2 separate regions of the Mus musculus genome follow, and region 2 is linked to region 1. A link is a loop called in an ENCODE intact Hi-C map of the cell type or tissue named here. Cell type or tissue: gastrocnemius. All regions are shown on one strand. Each heading gives the region's core, and the rest is flanking DNA. Links, peaks and the distances in the headings are about the cores only.

The links. Hi-C counts contacts between places; a loop is a spot of excess contacts. Peaks named below come from ENCODE experiments on the same cell type or tissue, not always from the same donor. Only the 100,000 strongest peaks of a DNase experiment are listed, where the experiment ranks them.
Region 2: it touches region 1 in a loop (10-fold over the local background); 26 of 42 quality-filtered maps call a loop at or near these places.

The regions. Positions count from the first base shown.
Region 1 is chr14:45,990,969-45,996,348 of GRCm38, reverse strand. No RefSeq gene overlaps it. Among named protein-coding and RNA genes, the nearest start is that of Gm34499, 230 kb to the left of the region's middle. In gastrocnemius, for the core only: a CTCF peak has its summit at 2,489 (motif pointing left); a DNase peak (open chromatin) is centred at 2,486; H3K27ac peaks cover 3,227 bases.
Region 2 is chr14:46,720,888-46,726,267 of GRCm38, reverse strand. No RefSeq gene overlaps it. Among named protein-coding and RNA genes, the nearest start is that of Cdkn3, 37 kb to the left of the region's middle. In gastrocnemius, for the core only: CTCF peaks have their summits at 331 (motif pointing right), 2,172 (motif pointing right) and 4,038 (motif pointing right); DNase peaks (open chromatin) are centred at 326 and 4,032.

The DNA.
Region 1 (5,380 bases), core at 250-5,249:
TCTTTTTGCAGTTCCTTGGGAAATAAGTAGAAAAACCATGCATGCACACCGTGAAACTTTAACAAGGCAATGCATAGAGTTTTATGCTTTCCACAATTAAGATTTACCTTAAGTCTCTTTTCACTCACTCCCAGGCCAAAGACCACCAACCTGGAAACAATTTCTGATTTTAATAGCCACCATTAATATCTATGAAAACACAGTAAATGCATAATTTTCACATCAGGATATGAAACCACAAGAAGTGAATTATTTATATGAACTACATAAAAGAAACTTAGCATTGCCAGAGCTTGCCAGACAAAAGTAGCCCTTGTGATTTCCGTTCATTAACAGATTCACTCAACTTCCACTGCATGCTTTGCACCAAGACAAACGTTTTAATGGTAAGAAACTCATAATGTGCAACTCTTGCCTTATAGACAGGTTGACTCCAGTTGGGAAGATGCACAAATTTGTGCTCATGAGCGCACACACACTTCTATGTACACGTGTGATCAAGAGCCAATAGTGCTCACTGCATACAAAAGTGGCTTAGTTAGTGGCTGAGATGAAGTTGTGATCACTACTATCTTAATAGTGTAAGACGTTGTCATGGAAATTATGGGCATGATTCCAAAAGATGAAGTGATGGACAAAGATCTCATTACTCACAGGTGTATGCATCTAATTGAAAAGAAATTTGTGTTGACACTCTATTACCCTGGATAAATATTTGTATTCCTTGACATCTCTCCTCCTTTGTTTACTCTTTATTCCACACCCATCAGCTGCTTCTTTGCTCATAGTACCTGTTGCTATGATTTCTACATGTTATACCAGACATTGTAAGTAAAAAAGTGAGTCTCAATTTCTGAGACCCAAACAAGATATAGTATATGAATGGTACATTCTAATGTGTAAGTAATATAGCCTCATCCAGATAGAAAAAAAAGGAGATAGATTGATAGGTGATTGATAGATAGATGTAGAGATATAGATAAATATGGATTTTCCATAGAAATTGTATTGAGAGTTGTAAGCCCTGCCTCTTGAGAGTCAAAACAGCCTACTATAGAGCAGTCTGTCTCTGTGAATGAATGACTTAAGCTAGATAGTATCCTGGTATGCATGCTTTGTAAATAACTCTTTAACATGTTTATAAACCTACCACTCTAGCCTTTTATTTTCTGCTCCTAAACTTTAGCATTTCCCTTGTTAATTAGGCTCAGCCCTAAACAACATATTGTGTTATTAAGAAATAATTACATGAAGACAAGTAAATTAAAATCAGGTAGAAATCTCAAGGTGTCCTTGGTATGGTAGTATACACCTGCAGTGCCAGCATGAGTTAGATTAAAGAAGACGAACTCCAAGTTTGAGGCCAGCCTGGGCTACATCATGAGAGCCTGTCTCAATCCTACATCCTACACTCCCCACCCCAAAGCAACTGCAGGATGTTCACAGCATAGTTGAGATTGTTTTTGTTTTTATTCTTCTTGGGTTTTTATGGCTTATTACAGTGCAATAGTACTGTGACATGAATGCCTATGATGTGAGAGAGGTGACTAGGGTGAGGGCTAGACCGTTTGAGATGAGAGTCTTTTTCCAGAGCTCAGAAACTTTCATCTTTATCTCTAAAACATTTTGGCTTTGTTTTTCTTTACAAATCAGTAAAACGTTTTGCCTCTGTGTTAAGCCTTATTCAGGGAAATCAAGCTTGTATCTTCCTTAACAAATTGCCTGCTTTCTGTATCACAAACATAGACAACTGCTTTCATCTATCAACCCAAAATAGAAATAAAATTTACAGCCTGTTGTTCAAATTAGGCCAGCTGTGAATTCCTCTCAGCTCAGGGAGGTTTTATGGCCAACCATTCTTAAGAAATATGTGTTAATTTTACCAATTGAAATTTTATTTATGAAGAAATTCCATGTACTCAGGAGGATGGCATGGATAGGCTGGCTTTGTTGCAAATGAGTAACCCAGATCCTATAAAGATGGAAGAAGGGCCCAAGATGCCCCTTCAGTGAATGAAGCACTGGAATTTATTTTCCCACTGAGGTTAGGGATAGCCAAGACCTCATTCGGGGCCATGCGTCTATAACCTACCAAAAAGCTGGAAGACAGTCACCATTTCTGAGATAAAGCAATGATCTCTATGGTTTAAAAAGATGAAATACATAGCTAAGACTTGAGCGATTAAGCAAAGGCTACAAGAATTCATCTCTCAGCTTTACTCATTTCTGTCACTATTTTATATACACTGAAGCTGACTTCAGTAATGGAAGGCATCCACTTCCTTTATGTATGTGAATTATGTTTCTGGGGCTCTCAGCATGAGAGTGGTACAGAATTCTTGATAGGCTGAAGAGAGGGGCCACAGATTTTATAAGTGCCTTGTGCTTTTCCTCTCAGAACCTGCTTTTCACATTTCATTTCTTTCCCTGTCTTCCTCATCATTCTTTTTGTGGTCAGTCGGGTTGCCACCCAAACCCACAGTGACACCTGCTGGCTAATCAAATATGGCCCGACTTGCTGCAATCAAAGCAACCCAGGGAGTGTGTTAAACTAGCATTAACTACTACAAGATTCTTTCAAACTCAGGAAGGTGAGAAAAGCCTGAATGACTATGGTTAAGGGTTGTTTTGGAAAATCTTCCCGAGGCAGTAAACATGTAAAATGTAAAAACTGTGGGTTTCTTTCTTTTCTTTTCTTTCTTTCTTTTTTTTTCCCCCCTTTGAGAGTTTTAAGTACAACCTGGACCATGAACCAATTATTTAATTGTGAGATAGAAGTTATGCAAATAATTCATGGCAAGTCACTCTTTGTAATGTTTGCATCAGTCACATTTTTATTGCATATGGTAGCACGTAACCATCACGAAACAAAGTTCCCCAAAGAACAGAATACGCACATGGACGGTTCTTTTTTCTCTCTGACACAAAGGGTTAAGTTGTTAGACTAACACAGTCCTTCTTAGGATTCTTCACAACTTTCCCAACCTTTGAGGAAGTTTCTTTACTAAAAAATATTGATATTTGCTCAATTGTAGGGATTTTATACATGAGTAATTTTGGTGGGGTACCTTTTTGTGGATGTTTGCTTTATTTCAAGCAAATCCATTTCTGACTTGAAAGGACAAATTCTGTTTTGTTTTGTTTTGTTTTGTTTTAAAGACAACAGGGATTTTTTTTTTAATGTGGGGACATTTCTTAAAATATTGACATTTTTCATTCAAAGGTTAAACTCGAGGAAAAGCTTCTCCATACACGGGCTCATAGTTGAAACAAGAGGTTGTCCCCAAAGGCTTGTAGCAGCCGATGTGTACTGGACAGAATTCTTGGCCCTCTTCATCCTCGCTGTGTGTTCTCAAAGCCAGAACTTCATTTAAGCATGACCTTAGAAGATGAGTGATCCTCTCAGCATTTCCTGGTATTTGGGGAAAGGAATGTTTTTATTTGACTGCAGATGTCACTGGGTTTACAGGAAGGATTTGGTAACACATTCATGCCAATACTGCACTTACCCCGGATTTTTGCTCTGTAGGAAGAACACATGTCAAGGCTCACTGTTTGTTAAATGGGGAGGTTCAGTACACCAGAAGCGTCTATTATAAACATTGTGACTCCGTGCAATTTACAAAATGTTCTATCTCCATTAAACAATAAACCCTTGACCCCAGAGCTCAGTTTGGGGATTCTGTGATTCGAGAAGGTACACATAATGGATGGCGATAATAAATGAAGAGGTCAGAAGGTTAAGAAAAACTGTTTAATTATTTCTCTCTCTCGAGTGTGTGGGCTGCAGATGAAGGTGTGTTTCGTCTGCGGTCCTCCTGGAGAAACCCTGTACGGACGGGACCCACCCAGGCAGGCCAGGCCAGGCAGGGCAGGAAAGCAGGTTGCTGGCCCTCAGCTGTGTTTGTGAACTCGTCGTCTCTAGATACCCTTCCATCTCTGAAGCTTTGCAGCTTCTGCCAGGAGTCCCAGTGCCAGGCCCTGGGTTCATCATCTGTTTTCCGAAGAGTTTGGATTTGTTAGCATGAGAAATTCATTGCTCACAGTTGCTTCCCAGCTGTGGCACTGGTGAGTGCAGCCTTTTTGCCTTATTTATTTGTTGAAAACTATGTTCTGTCCTCTCTTGGAAGTTCTCTTATGTAACCAGTCCTGGATGCAAGCCCTCGGGCACTCAGTCTCAGGCCCTCAGCTTGCTTGTCAGTGAAAGACCTCCCCCTCGAGCAGACTCCTCACTTGAACTTCACAAGGTCAGGGTGTCCGCCTGAGGGCAGGACGTGGCAGTTCTCAAAAATCTTGCTGTTCTCCAATTCCTGCCGTGGAGAAATAGATGAAGTCTGTAGACTTGGGCTTTGGTTGGAGAACTGGGACTGGGATAGGGGGGGTTCTCAATGTAGCTTGAGAAGCAGGTGAAAGGACCTTCTAGAAGCTGTTCTGCCCAAAATTCCTTCAAGAGTCCAGTGTGTTCAAAGCAGGAGCCAGCAAGGAATGCTTTGTCGGTCTCCCTCCATCCAGGGTTTGAAGGTTAGAGGACACTTCTGTGGTTGCCAAATAAAGGCGAATCCTTTAGTGCTTCCTAGCTTTCAGCCAATCCCAAACACATTTACAGTAAATTGCTGCCTGTTTCGCTCCATCGAGACTTGTGGAAACCGGATCAGAAGCAGCTGGTCAGACAAACTTTGGCTTCTAAAGTCTAGCAGAAATGCATTGTGAAGAAAAGGAACCTGGCCTGGCTTTGATTGAGACACTTAAGGTTTCCACCCCACCTCCCCGATAATCTGGGAAAACAAAACAAAACAACAACAATGACAGCAATAGTAAACAAACCCAAAGCTAAAACTATAATGAAATAATGACAGCAATTTATTCACTTGTGGTCTTAAAGTGGAAGAAGGTACAGTTACCTTCACATTCCACAAGGGAAGAGAAAACTTACCTTTCCTGGATGTGTATGAGAACTGGGGATTTGAGTAAGAAAGTTCTGGATCCCAGTGTTAGTCTACCACTGGGTAGTCTGGGTGAAGTGAACATATCTAATCCCCGGCTTTCTAGTCTGTGAAAGGACAATTATGAGGACTTCGACGTGAGAGAGACTGTTATAAAGAAGAAATGCACCGTGTTCCTAAAATGTTCAAAATGAGCCGTTGCTGGGTGAGAGTTCTTCAGTCAGGCTTCAACTGGAAACAGAAAGTCTGAGTTTGAAGCCACCCTTGATGGTTAGACTCGTGTGACTTCAAAGGCTCTTCCTTCCCTGTGGTTCAAAAATCTACTCTTGGGTAGTACTGAGGTGAATGGAAGAGGAAGTGGATGCTTGGCTCTTCCGATCTGTGTGAGGTTAAAGTGAAATATCCGTCACAACAGAAAAGGGCTGTGTCCTAGGATT
Region 2 (5,380 bases), core at 147-5,146, 730 kb before region 1:
TCTGAGAACTGACCTCCTTGCTAGTCTTGTGCTTAGCCTTCCCCTTGACCACTCTAGTCTTGGGTGCCTCCCCATGTGTGTAGCCTTCCCCCTGACCACTCTCGTCTTGGGTGCCTCCCCATTTCAAATGTCAAACCTTCTATTATAATAAAAGAGAAAGATCTTTTCTTCCAAAATAAGTTTTTTTTTCTTTCTGATGTGAAAAATCTGTTTGTGGCTGTATCATTGCAGTTGAAGTAGCTGGAACCCTTTTCATTGGGGCATTCTACACTGTGTCAGAACCTGTGTCCTCTATGAGCTGGCACTAAACCAACCAACCAATAGGGGGCGCTGCAGGCCCCTTGCAGTCCAGACAGAACAAACTTGAGGACACAAAAGTGATATGATATTTCAAAGGCCACCACAGCAGGCTAGCGTTAGGAAAAGCGAATCCAGTAATATATTTATTTAATTCCTTTTCCTGCAATGTTGGGACATGGGCCACATGCTACACAGTGCTTACTACTGAGATATATCTCAGCATGGTTTCTTCTCCCTCCCCTCCCTTCCTCTCCTGTCCCATGCCCACCATCACCCCCTGTACCCTCATCTGCATTTTTAGCACCCCCAGGCTAGCAACATATCAAGACTCTGAAATTGCAATCTTCCTGTGTCAGCCTTTTAAGTGGTGAGATCATGCATGTGACACATTCACAGTATTGCCCCCTCCCTCCAGTTTTGAGAATGAAACCCAGGGTCTCACTGAACCACACTTATTTTTTTAGCATTGTATTAACAAGCTTCTACATAACAGTCGCCTTTTCTTTTAAACTGTGTGAAAGCCCTCTCTAGGCTGAAGTTGAAATGCAGTCTACAAACAGCCCAGCCTCACAAGAGCACAAAATCCAAAGAAAGAAGAAACCAGTGGGCCATAGTCTCTCACTTTGCTTTCCAGACTTTCATTGAGTTGAAAAAGCCAGCATGAGGCAGGTCCCCTTCCTTGGCTTGCTCTGCTATGGAGTTCAACACTGGAAGGCCTGAATGGTGAAGCCGGCAAGGAGCAGTCAAATGGATGGGAATGCCAGCAACCGGGTGAATTATTACTTCATTCCTGGCTGACGAGGCAGGAGGTAAGATGAGAAGTGAGTGAAAAAGCCTGTGGGCTCCCACGTGGACTGAGGGAACCAAAGCCAACACGGAGAGGACAGGTCAGAGTTGAAAGCTACATAAGGGTGGAGCTGGGCAGCATTCTGTCTAGTGAATAGGTTTGGGTTTGTAATGGCTATCAGTCAGAGGTTGCATAAAGACAGGGTGGACTTCATCTACCTCAAGCCCCCAACTCCTGTAGTTCTCAGGGACACTTTCTCATTTTGGTACTTAAGGTGGCCTGGATCTTTTAAAGGAGTGAGCTCCACTACAAACGTCGATGCCACTTTTAGAGGTGCCACGTACCCTCCCTTTCTTTTTCTTTCCCAAATAGATCCCCCTCCCCAGTGCTGGGGGCAAGGGAGCTGTGGTGTGTACCACTTAGATACTTGTTTCTGGTGACTTTTTGTTCTGAAAAAAAAAATCCATCCCTATGAAATTAACAAAACAAAACAAAAAACTTACAGCATATTTTCATGCTTGCACCCATCACCTCACCTCTCTCTGTCTCTCTGCCCAATCTCCCCACATATCATTACTTCTTCAAATACATTCATACTACAGCTGAATGGCTGGTGTCTTGGACTCCACCTGTCTCATGCCCTTACCACAGGGACCAAGAAGGCTTGGTATCACTCTGTTGTTCATTTAGATATCACAGTCTTGCATTTCTAAACTACTTTGTAGTTTGCCAAACATGAGATGACCATCCCACCACATGTTGTCTCCTAACAATCACATTGTAAGCTAGAATACCTGTTTTATTTTCTCTCCTCATTCTCTTCCTCTCTCTCCCGTCTCTCTCCTTTCAGCCTACAGAGGGAGAATATTGCTCAAGACAGAAGATGTTGAATATTGTTTATATTATAATTGCACAAAAAACTTTTAATTTTTCTTCCTTTATATATTTCCCTCCAGGTTCCAGTAACACAGAACTGGCTTGCCACAGTGGAATGTGGCTGACAGTCATTTGTCAGTCATACTGTTAAATCCAGTTCCAGGCTGGGTTTAATAGTAAACTGCAATCTAGACTTTTACCTTTAGAGGGCACTCCTGTTTTAATAATAGCATAGCCGCTGGCCCCAGACAAGAAGCCAGAAACCCTTTTTCTTACTCTGTAGTTAGGAGATCCTGTACCCCTTTACAGACAGACAAGAAACTCATTGTTGCAGATTGCTTGTTCCCTAGTAACAAAGTTATCTTGTAATTTGTAACCTTTGGTTACAGTTCTGTTCAAAGTGGGAAAGCTGAGCTGCTAGAACGAGCTCTCTGGAATCTCTTGCCTTGCCCTTGGTGGCAATGACTTGCACGCTGGGAGCTGCAAGGGGTCATTCAAAAATGGCAGAAGGAAGCAGTCATTCCTTCCCTGAGAGCCTCCATTGAAAATGCATTTCCCACTTCTCCTGCACCTCCCAGGGTCTTAGGGGACCTGCTTTCTTCCTCTGCTTTAACCTCACCCCCTCTCCCTTCCTGTTGGAGACAAGTGAGGAACAGCAAATCTGCCCTGCCCAGCACTGGCTCCCTTCAGCTCCCTTGCACCTTCCTGGGCTGGCTGGCTCCCTTTGGTCCCTTAGTCTTCAGTATCAGAGAAGCCTCTCAGAAGAGCTGGCCTCTTTCTCTCTCTCTCTCTCTTTTTTTCCTTTTCTTTTTTGTCTATCCCATCTGAATAGGTTTCTCCACAGCCAGACATTTTTAATTAACAAAAAAATCAAATTATGGTATAATTTCACATATCATGAAACCCACCATTTGAAAATGTCTAACTTAATTAGCTTATTGACAGTATTGCAAACCATCGCCAACCCTCTGAAGTAACCCCATGGCATTAAGAAGTCACTCGTGGGTGGTAAGACGACCAGTGAAGACAATTGCCAAGGGGCCTGGTGACTTTCTGGGATGCACACAGTAGAAGGAGAGAGCTTGACCTTCTGCAAGCTCTCCTCCCTTCTCCGTGTGTGCACTGGGGCATGCAAGGATCCACTGCCCTCCACCATAGAAACAAGTAGTTGTAAAAGTTGACAGAGAAGCCATTCCCCTCCGCCATTCTTCCTAGTCCATCACGCCCAGAGCTATGTCCTGTTTCTGCGTTTACCTGCTCACCACAATGCATCCTCTCTTCTCTTTAGTTCTTCAGGCCAGAAACAAAGTTTGATATTTTTCTGGAGTGGGCATTTATGTATCACTTTTTCTCTGAATCCATGAGTAACATGTGGAGTTCCCTCACAGCCTGCCTGGCAATAAAATTCGAGGGCCTTGTAACATAAGGAAGTAATCAGCGAGGGACGTGACCACTGGGGAGCTACTGTAGAAGAGACCAGTCTGTAGGTGGGGCCTGAGGTCCCTGCTTCAGTCCACCAAGAGAACATCTTCCCCTCCACTGCACTGCCAGCTCCCTGGGACTCAGGTCTCCCCTAAGATGTTTCTGCTATTTACTTGCAACCCACAGAGGCTAAGTGCAAAGCGTTGTACACGTTTCCAGAAGACTCTTTGAGGGCTGGGTTAGGACGCAGCAGTAAGTAGAAACAGGATTCTCAGAGAAGCCTCACTCCCAGGCATAACGCGAGCCCCACTTGCGTCTCTCCACAGGGTCTGGTAGACCCTCTGATCGTTTCTATGATTGCATCCATTTTTACAGACATCAAATGTAGGGGGTTGGTGGATTTGACTCAGCGGTTTGACTGGGGTGCTGACAGGCCAGCCTTACTCTCAACCGCTGCTCCCGTGCAGCCTCTCAGACTCACTCACACACGAGCACAAAGCCACGATGCAATGTTTACACATGACATCTGCAGCCGCATTATCGCTCCTACTAAAATGGCTCACAATGGCATCATAAACAAAGAAGTATGTTCCTATCCCCACAGCTGCTGTGCACTGGGTAAAGTGTCCACCAGAGGTCCAGATATCCCTGGGTTAGAGACTTGGCCTCTGGGTGGCACTAGTGGGAGGTGATGGGACCTTCAGGAACAAGGGTCTAAGTCTTTAAGCTCTTGGTGGCAATGACTTGCATGCTGGGAGCTGTAAGGAGTCATTCAAAAACAGGGAAGGAAGTAGGCATTCCTTCCCTAAGAGCCTCCATTGAGAATGCAATTCCCACTTCTCCTGCACCTACCCCGGTCCTAGTGGATCTAATTTTGTCCTCTGCTTTAGCCTTTCTCATTGAGAAGTACATCTCTCTTTATTTTTTTTTTCAGATTCCTTTTTTTTGTTGTTGATTTTTTTCATTTCTTTTGTTTTTGATTTTTTAAAAGATTTATTTATTTATTATACATGTAACTACACTGTAGCTATCTTCAGACATTCCAGAAGAGGCCATCAGATCTCATTACGGATGGTTGTGAGCCACCATGTGGTTGCTGGGATTTGAACACAGGACCTTAGGAAGAGCAGTCCGTGTTCTTAGCCACTGAGCCATCTCTCCAGCCCTGAGAAGTATATCTCATTGAGGATGTACTTTTGAAGATAATATAGAACCGTGGTGTCTTAGTTAGGGTTTTACTGCTGTGAACAGACACCATGACCAAGGCAAGTCTTATATAAACAACATTTAATTGGGGCTGGCTTACAGGTTCAGAGGTTCAGTCCATTATCACCACTGGAGGATGGCAGCATCCAGGCAGGCATGGCACAGGCGGAACTGAGAGTTCTATGTCTTCATCCAAAGGCTGCTAGTGAAAGACTGACTTCCAGGCAACTGGGGTGAGAGTCTTAAGCCCACACCCACAGTGACACACCTATTCCAACCAGATCACACCTATACCAACAAGGCCACACCTCCAAATGGTGCCACTCCCTGGTCCAAGAATATACAAACCACCATACCTGGTCAGGTCTCTTAAAGTTATTCTCTCTCTCTCTCTCTCTCTCTCTCTCTCTCTCTCTCTGTATGTGTGTGTCAGAAGACAACCTGCTGGAGTCAGTTTTCTTGTCATATGGGTCCCAGGAGTCAGAGTCAGGTCATCAGGCTTGAGGCCAAGTGTCCTTACCCACAGGAGTCTCTCCCTGGCCAAGCCGACCTCTTCCTGTGTGCTTCTCATTTCCTGATAGAAGCTGCTTGCTTGACCATGGCTCTTGCCACAGTGCGTTGCTCTTCCCAGAGGCCCCAAACAATGAAGTCACTTTATTTTGATGAATAAACCGGCAAAGAAGGGTTTTTTTTTATTTTATTTTTTATTTTGTTATACAGGGGAAGTGACCACCAGGGTGTCCTTGGAAGTGGAGTGACTGGGTGATGTTGGGAAGAACTCCCATCTGA